Linked DNA regions of Mus musculus: region 1 is linked to region 2. Evidence: chromatin loops called from intact Hi-C (ENCODE). Cell type or tissue: left cerebral cortex. All regions are shown on one strand. Links, peaks and the distances in the headings refer to the core of each region. The heading gives the core; the rest is flanking DNA.

Region 1 (2,911 bases), core at 208-2,707, 210 kb before region 2:
CCACTGTGGTGGTCTTGTAACAGGACTTCTGCATCATCTGCGTGGCTGGCCACGCAGATGAGACAGGGAGCCTGGATTCTCCCGGGATTCTGGGTGGTTCACACCTAAAGCCCTAAGACCCTAAGATCGCGGGACCCTGAGGCTCCGAGGCCTGGACCTATAGAATACCTCTTTAAATCCCTGTCACCTAAATGGCATCCCTGCGGCAACACGGCCGCTCCGTGGTGATTCCCCCTTCCCGAAGGCGCAGTCTGCAGCCTTGTCAGTTACCCTTGGGAGCCGTGATATGGTCTGCCGCCCCTGGCCCGCGGCAACGCACCCCAAACACCATCTGAACTCTGCAGACGGTATCTAAGAGGGTGCATGCTGCAGAGCAGCCAGGTGGCCGGCTGACTCACCTCCCGGAGCACAGCACTCTACGCACACACCCCGACCAGGGTCGGCAGTCTAGTGCACCCACACTGAACCGGGCGCCCGGCGGCGCCACCAGCCCAGGGTGGACATCTCTCCGCTTCTCCTCCGATGCTCGTCCTCCCGCGACTCCTGACTCCCCAGCGTCTGCAGCAAGGGCTGCGGGACACCTCCTTGTCAGGGTCCTCTGCAGAGGCGGAGCTTCCTCTCTAACCAATCCAAGACCCCATTCCCCGCTTTGGGCCCTCACCACGCCTCCCACACCCTGCCAATCAGACTGCTGTTGTCAAGGCAACAGCTTGGCGCCAAGGCACGGAGTTGACGTCAACGGAGTCAGTGTTAGGGGCCCCCAAGCAGAGTCTGGAAAAGGGGGATGGGATGTGGGTGTGAAGGGATGCAGCCCCCCCAAAAGAAATCGGGGTGAATCAGAAATACCTACTAATGATGCCCCAATGCAAAACCTGAGAAGAGAGAGAGGGAAAAACGACAAGCATATATTTGTCTAAAATCGGGAAAAAAGAAAAACCATGAAAAATCGAGACAGAAACACATACGTTGAGGTCTAACCACGAACGATAAAGGTGGAAGAAAGGACTTTTCTGCCTGCAACACCCAAGCACTAAGCTAATTTCCTTAATAAACGAAGAGCTATTGGAAACCAACAAGGGAAGGACAAAAGCAAAGCAAAAAAGGGGGCAAAAGAGACCGCAAGTCACAGGACAATGCAAATGGCTGGAAGAATCTTGACCTGACTGTCTGCATAGCGAAACGCCAACCTGAGATACCGGGTGAAGGCGGTTTATGGCAGCGCGCTGAATCGCATGTGGTCAACCATCATTGCGTGAATCCACTGCATAGAATAGCAAGAAATTGCGAGGAGAGCAAGCAGGTAGATTACCAAGCCTGCCTCTGATAGAAGACATTCCTATGTCACCAGGAAAAATAACGGAGGTATCGCTGCCATAAAGGACCTGGATCGGAATAGATCCCAATGAAATAAAACCCGTTGCCGAAGTTTGTAGAAACGAAATGGTAAGTGGTTTTTTTTTTCTTTCTCTCTTTCTTTCTCTCTCATTTATTTCTTTGTTAAAAAATATACAAATGTGGGCAAAGCTTCTGGAACAATTTGCAAAAAAAAAATTTTTAACTGGTTACCTCTAGGAAAAGGAATGGGGGAGGGGAGAACAGACTACAGAAAGATGATTTTGGCTTTATTCTCTGTGCCCATGAATTTCCTTGGCAGATAAATGGTATTTCTTCCCTGGCAGTAAAATCGATGAATTATTAAAAGTTTGTTAATGTACTATTGATGGAACCATTTCACTGCCAAGAAATTTAAGGGAATAAGCACAGGTGTGTGAAAGACTAATTACAGGGGTATTTACGGAGCATCTTTTCTTATGACTAAGAATGTACTCTGCAGAACAGATTTGAATTCCAGTAAATCCACAAATTGTATTTTTGTGTGTCTGCTAAAACTCCGGGTTGTATTTTTTATTAGACACGTAAAATGCACTGTTTTAATTTTAAAGGAAAAAATGCAAGACCGTGGTCCATGGGTTAAAAGCGATTTTACCTAAGAGCATAGCTAATCTGATACCTCGGATTCAGTTTTATATTTATACTGAAAGACTTAGCCGTGCTTGCTTGCTTGCTTGCTTGCTTGCTAGATGATAGTGAAGTGGTGGGTTTATGGATAGGGTATGCAGTTTTAATTCCCCAGTCCTGAGATGGGGTTTCTCACCTCACACAGATTCATAAGCATAAAACATGAATGAACAAGGCATACCGCGCAAGTGAATGTAACACTATGCTTAGGTCTTTGACTATTCATTCTGCTCCCCGGGAGAGCTGTTTAAACAATGCCTATGCTTAGGACCCCCACAGTGATTGATTTTGGAGGCACCCCCCCCCCAAAATCTTGTTAAAGTCTTTGGGGGGTGTTAATTTAACATACTCAAAAGGACTGGACCCTCTCTATTTGCAAAACCAGTTTATCTCTAGGTCCTGGCTCATCAGCTCTCTGGGAAGTCAGTAGGCTGTAAGAGCTCCCGCAGAGATAAGATCTCCCCTTTGCCTCAGTATTTTCCATGCTTACTATCGCTCCAAACTGTACACAGTCTCTTTTCACCCACTCCACAGCCTCACTACATGTCTTTGGCTCATATACGTGTCATGAAGACTTCTCTTTCATTTCCCTGGAATTGTATGACAATTTCACCAACTCTCTTGATGCTTAAGCTGGCAATGAGATTGAACATCTGAAATGCAACAGTAACAACAACCTGTCTATTGTCTCTCATCTCAGGTGACACTGTATGGTTCTCTACATGCGTGGCCTCTTCCCCTATCTTAGCTTACTTTTCCTTGACTCACTTTCCAAGCAGCTGGATGTTCTCATGGAAGAATGTGACCACCGTTCTTACACAACCTCTCCCTAGGTAGCCACCTATTTCCTAACCTAGTCACAAGGTTTAAATGCCTAGTCACACGCCAGTAA
Region 2 (2,911 bases), core at 315-2,814:
AAGGGAGGGGGAGGCAGGCAACTCTTTGTGAGTTTGAGGCCAGCCTGGTCTACAGAGTGAGTTCCAGGACAGCCAGGGCTACACAGAAACAAAACAAAACAAAACAAAACAAAACAAAACAAAACAAAACAAAACACCTTCTCCAGATCAGTTCACACAAATTGTAACTCTTTGTTTTGTCTGTCTGTTTGTTTGTTTGTTTTTTCCTGATGTACTCCCACAGTTAGCTATTTTGTGGCTTCTTTCTTCTTCCAACAACCTTGTATCTTCATGGGAGTCGCCCCGGTGTCTTTGGCACAGAGCAGACTTCTTTAGTGTTTGGTACCAATATCCACACCTGATCTCTGCTCTGCAGTTTGCTCGCCATTCGAACACAAAGTCTTAGAAGATGGGGTTTGAAATCCACAGTATTTGGCAGGATTGCCCGAATTGGAGAAACTCAATGAACTTTTTTGTTTTTTTTGTTTTTTGTTTTTTGTTCTTTTTTAATTCTTAGGTTTTGTTTCCCAAGTACTGGGAGTTGAGCATAGAACCTGTGCTTAGAGGAAAGTGCTGCAGCCACAAGCTGCATTCTAGATTCATTTTCATTTTTGAGGTAAGGTCTCATATAGCTTGATTTTATTTTATTTTTTATTTTTTTGGTTTGGTTGGATTTTTGCTTTGTTTTGAGACAAGGTCTTACCACCTAATCCTAGCTAGCCTTGAATCCATTACGTAAATCAGGCTGACCTTGAACTCAAAGAGACCTACCTGCCTCTGCTTTCTCATTACTAGGCATAAATGGGCATGCCGCCACATCTAGCTACGGGGATAAGCTGGTTTGGAATTCCACAAGTAGCTAAGGATGGCCTCAAATTCCTCCTTCCAACTCTTAAGTGAAGTTGAACTATAAGAATTATATATATTTACAGTACACAACATGGATGCTCTGATATATGTGTCAATCAAACTATTGACAAACCATCCCCTCTCCATGGTGAGAACATTTAAGATCTGTCCTAGTGACTTCCAAGTAACATTACCATTAAATTGAATTGTTACACTGTCCGAAAGAACATGCAAAAGAAGAAATGGGAGCCCAGAAGCCAAAAAAAACCTCCACCCAATGACACACAGGCCGGTGTGAGATGCAGCCAGAGTATAAACTCAAATCCTCACGCCCTTGCTCTCCAGCCCTGCTGCTGTGCTGGCCTCCTGACACTTGATAGGTAAGTGCAGTCTGCTCCCCGGCTGCCTCCTTCTCGAAGCTCATCTATCCTTGTCCCTGTAGGGTAAATGCTTTGAAATATTTTAGAGCAACTGCAGCAACATCTTAAGAGGCCCGATTTCCCTAGTCATGCTCAAACTGTTTTCATCAATATCCTATGTGCGCCACCTGCTGGCCGATGACTGCAGTTACTGATGAACGGCCTTAAGGCTCTAGAATGTTCCAAAAATTCGATGAACGCAGAAGTCCCAGCACTGAGGACGGGTCTGTGTAGCAGGTTCTAGGGAAGCCTATGTTACATGAGAACCTCTCTAAAAAGTCAAATAAGCTGGGAATGTGGATCATTTGATAGATTGCGTGCCTAAAAAGTGCAAAGCCCTGGGTTCAATTCCCAACAAGGCCTAATCCAATCCTGGGGAAGGAAGAAAAGAAAGAAAGAAAAGAAAAGAAGGAAGGGAGGGAGGGAGGGAGGGAGGGAGGGAGAGGGGGGGAGAAGAGAGACAGAGACAGAGAGAGACAGAGAGAGCCAAGGTCATCCTCAGCTACAGTGAGTTTGAGGGCAGCCTAGCTCAGACTAAATGAGACCCGGTCTCAAAACAAAACATCAAAGAAGTTCCCTGGGTACAGTATACACCCATACCTTTTTAAAAATTCCTCTCCTTCCCAGGTTTAAACATAAACAATGCCTTGTTTTGTATTTTCAATACAGGGTTTCTCTGTGTAGACCTGGCTGTCCTGGAATTCACTCTGTAGACTAGGCTGGCCTTGAACTCAGAGATTTGCCTGTCTCTACCTCTCAAGTACTGGGTTTTAAGGCCACCACTGCAGAGCTATTAGACATAAACAATGTCAACCAGTACTCCAAAGGTCCCAATGACAAACCAAGATAACATATCACCGAAGTTTATTGGGCTTGCTTGCTTGCAGAGCATAGGTGAGGGTTGTCCATAGGGACGTGGATGCAGAGACGAAGGTCCTATGTGTTCCAGCCCCTCCCTTAGGTCACATATACTCTGGAGAGAGTCCTGTGATGCTTCCCACCCCTCCAATGAGAAGAAGAAAAACTGTCAAGGGGGCCCCTTTTGCATGGTGGTGGCTGCTGAACTCCCCATGATGGCAGTGGCTCGGCTCAGAGGCTAGACACACGCACTGCTCTCCCGAAGTCATTCCTCTGTGTACTTCTGTCTTCTGATCTCTTGGGTCGCCAGCATGCTGGATGTGGGCCTAATCCTAATTCTGACAACACAGGATTTGGGCAGCTGGGGGAGTGCAGACAGTTTGAAGGGGCTCTGGCCAGTGTGGTGAGTGCAGCTCTGGCAAGCCTTGCCCTTCTCCTCCATTCCCTCTGCCTTGCTAAAACCCCTTAGACTACATTCCTAAAGCTAGCCTCCAAGGTCTAGTCCCTTATTTGGCCACTTGCTCCTCCCTAGTCTGACTACCAAGGTCCAGCTATCAAAGTATTAAAGTCCAGCAGTCAAAAGCCCCCTTTGGCTCACCTAATAAACATGCCCAATTAAAATTAAACACCTCATCCTAGCACAGGGTTTCCCCTTTACCTTTATAAACTGTCATGCTCCTCGGTGCCACGTCTGTTTCCTTCAGAGGCAGTCCTTTGTTCCATTGTCCTTTGGGACAAATATCCCTATAACCTCTCCCTTCTTCCCCATCCTCTGCCTCCTGTGTCTCTCTTACTTCCCTGCTCCT

Evidence for each region. Hi-C counts contacts between places; a loop is a spot of excess contacts. Peaks named below come from ENCODE experiments on the same cell type or tissue, not always from the same donor. Only the 100,000 strongest peaks of a DNase experiment are listed, where the experiment ranks them.
Region 1: it touches region 2 in a loop (8-fold over the local background); 4 of 42 quality-filtered maps call a loop at or near these places.

Annotation. Positions count from the first base shown.
Region 1 is chr7:6,729,860-6,732,770 of GRCm38, forward strand. Peg3 (paternally expressed 3) reads right to left here and starts at 560. Exons shown (of 9, transcript NM_008817.2): 1 at 399-560. Usp29 (ubiquitin specific peptidase 29) reads left to right here and starts at 724. Exons shown (of 8, transcript NM_001360502.1): 1 at 724-1,443. In left cerebral cortex, for the core only: no CTCF peak of the experiment used is centred there; DNase peaks (open chromatin) are centred at 639, 1,164, 2,244 and 2,439; H3K4me3 peaks cover 2,500 bases; H3K27ac peaks cover 1,286 bases.
Region 2 is chr7:6,935,946-6,938,856 of GRCm38, forward strand. The region is part of intron 5 of Usp29 (ubiquitin specific peptidase 29); the gene reads left to right. Among named protein-coding and RNA genes, the nearest start is that of Zim3, 39 kb to the right of the region's middle. In left cerebral cortex, for the core only: a CTCF peak has its summit at 1,390 (motif pointing left); a DNase peak (open chromatin) is centred at 1,361.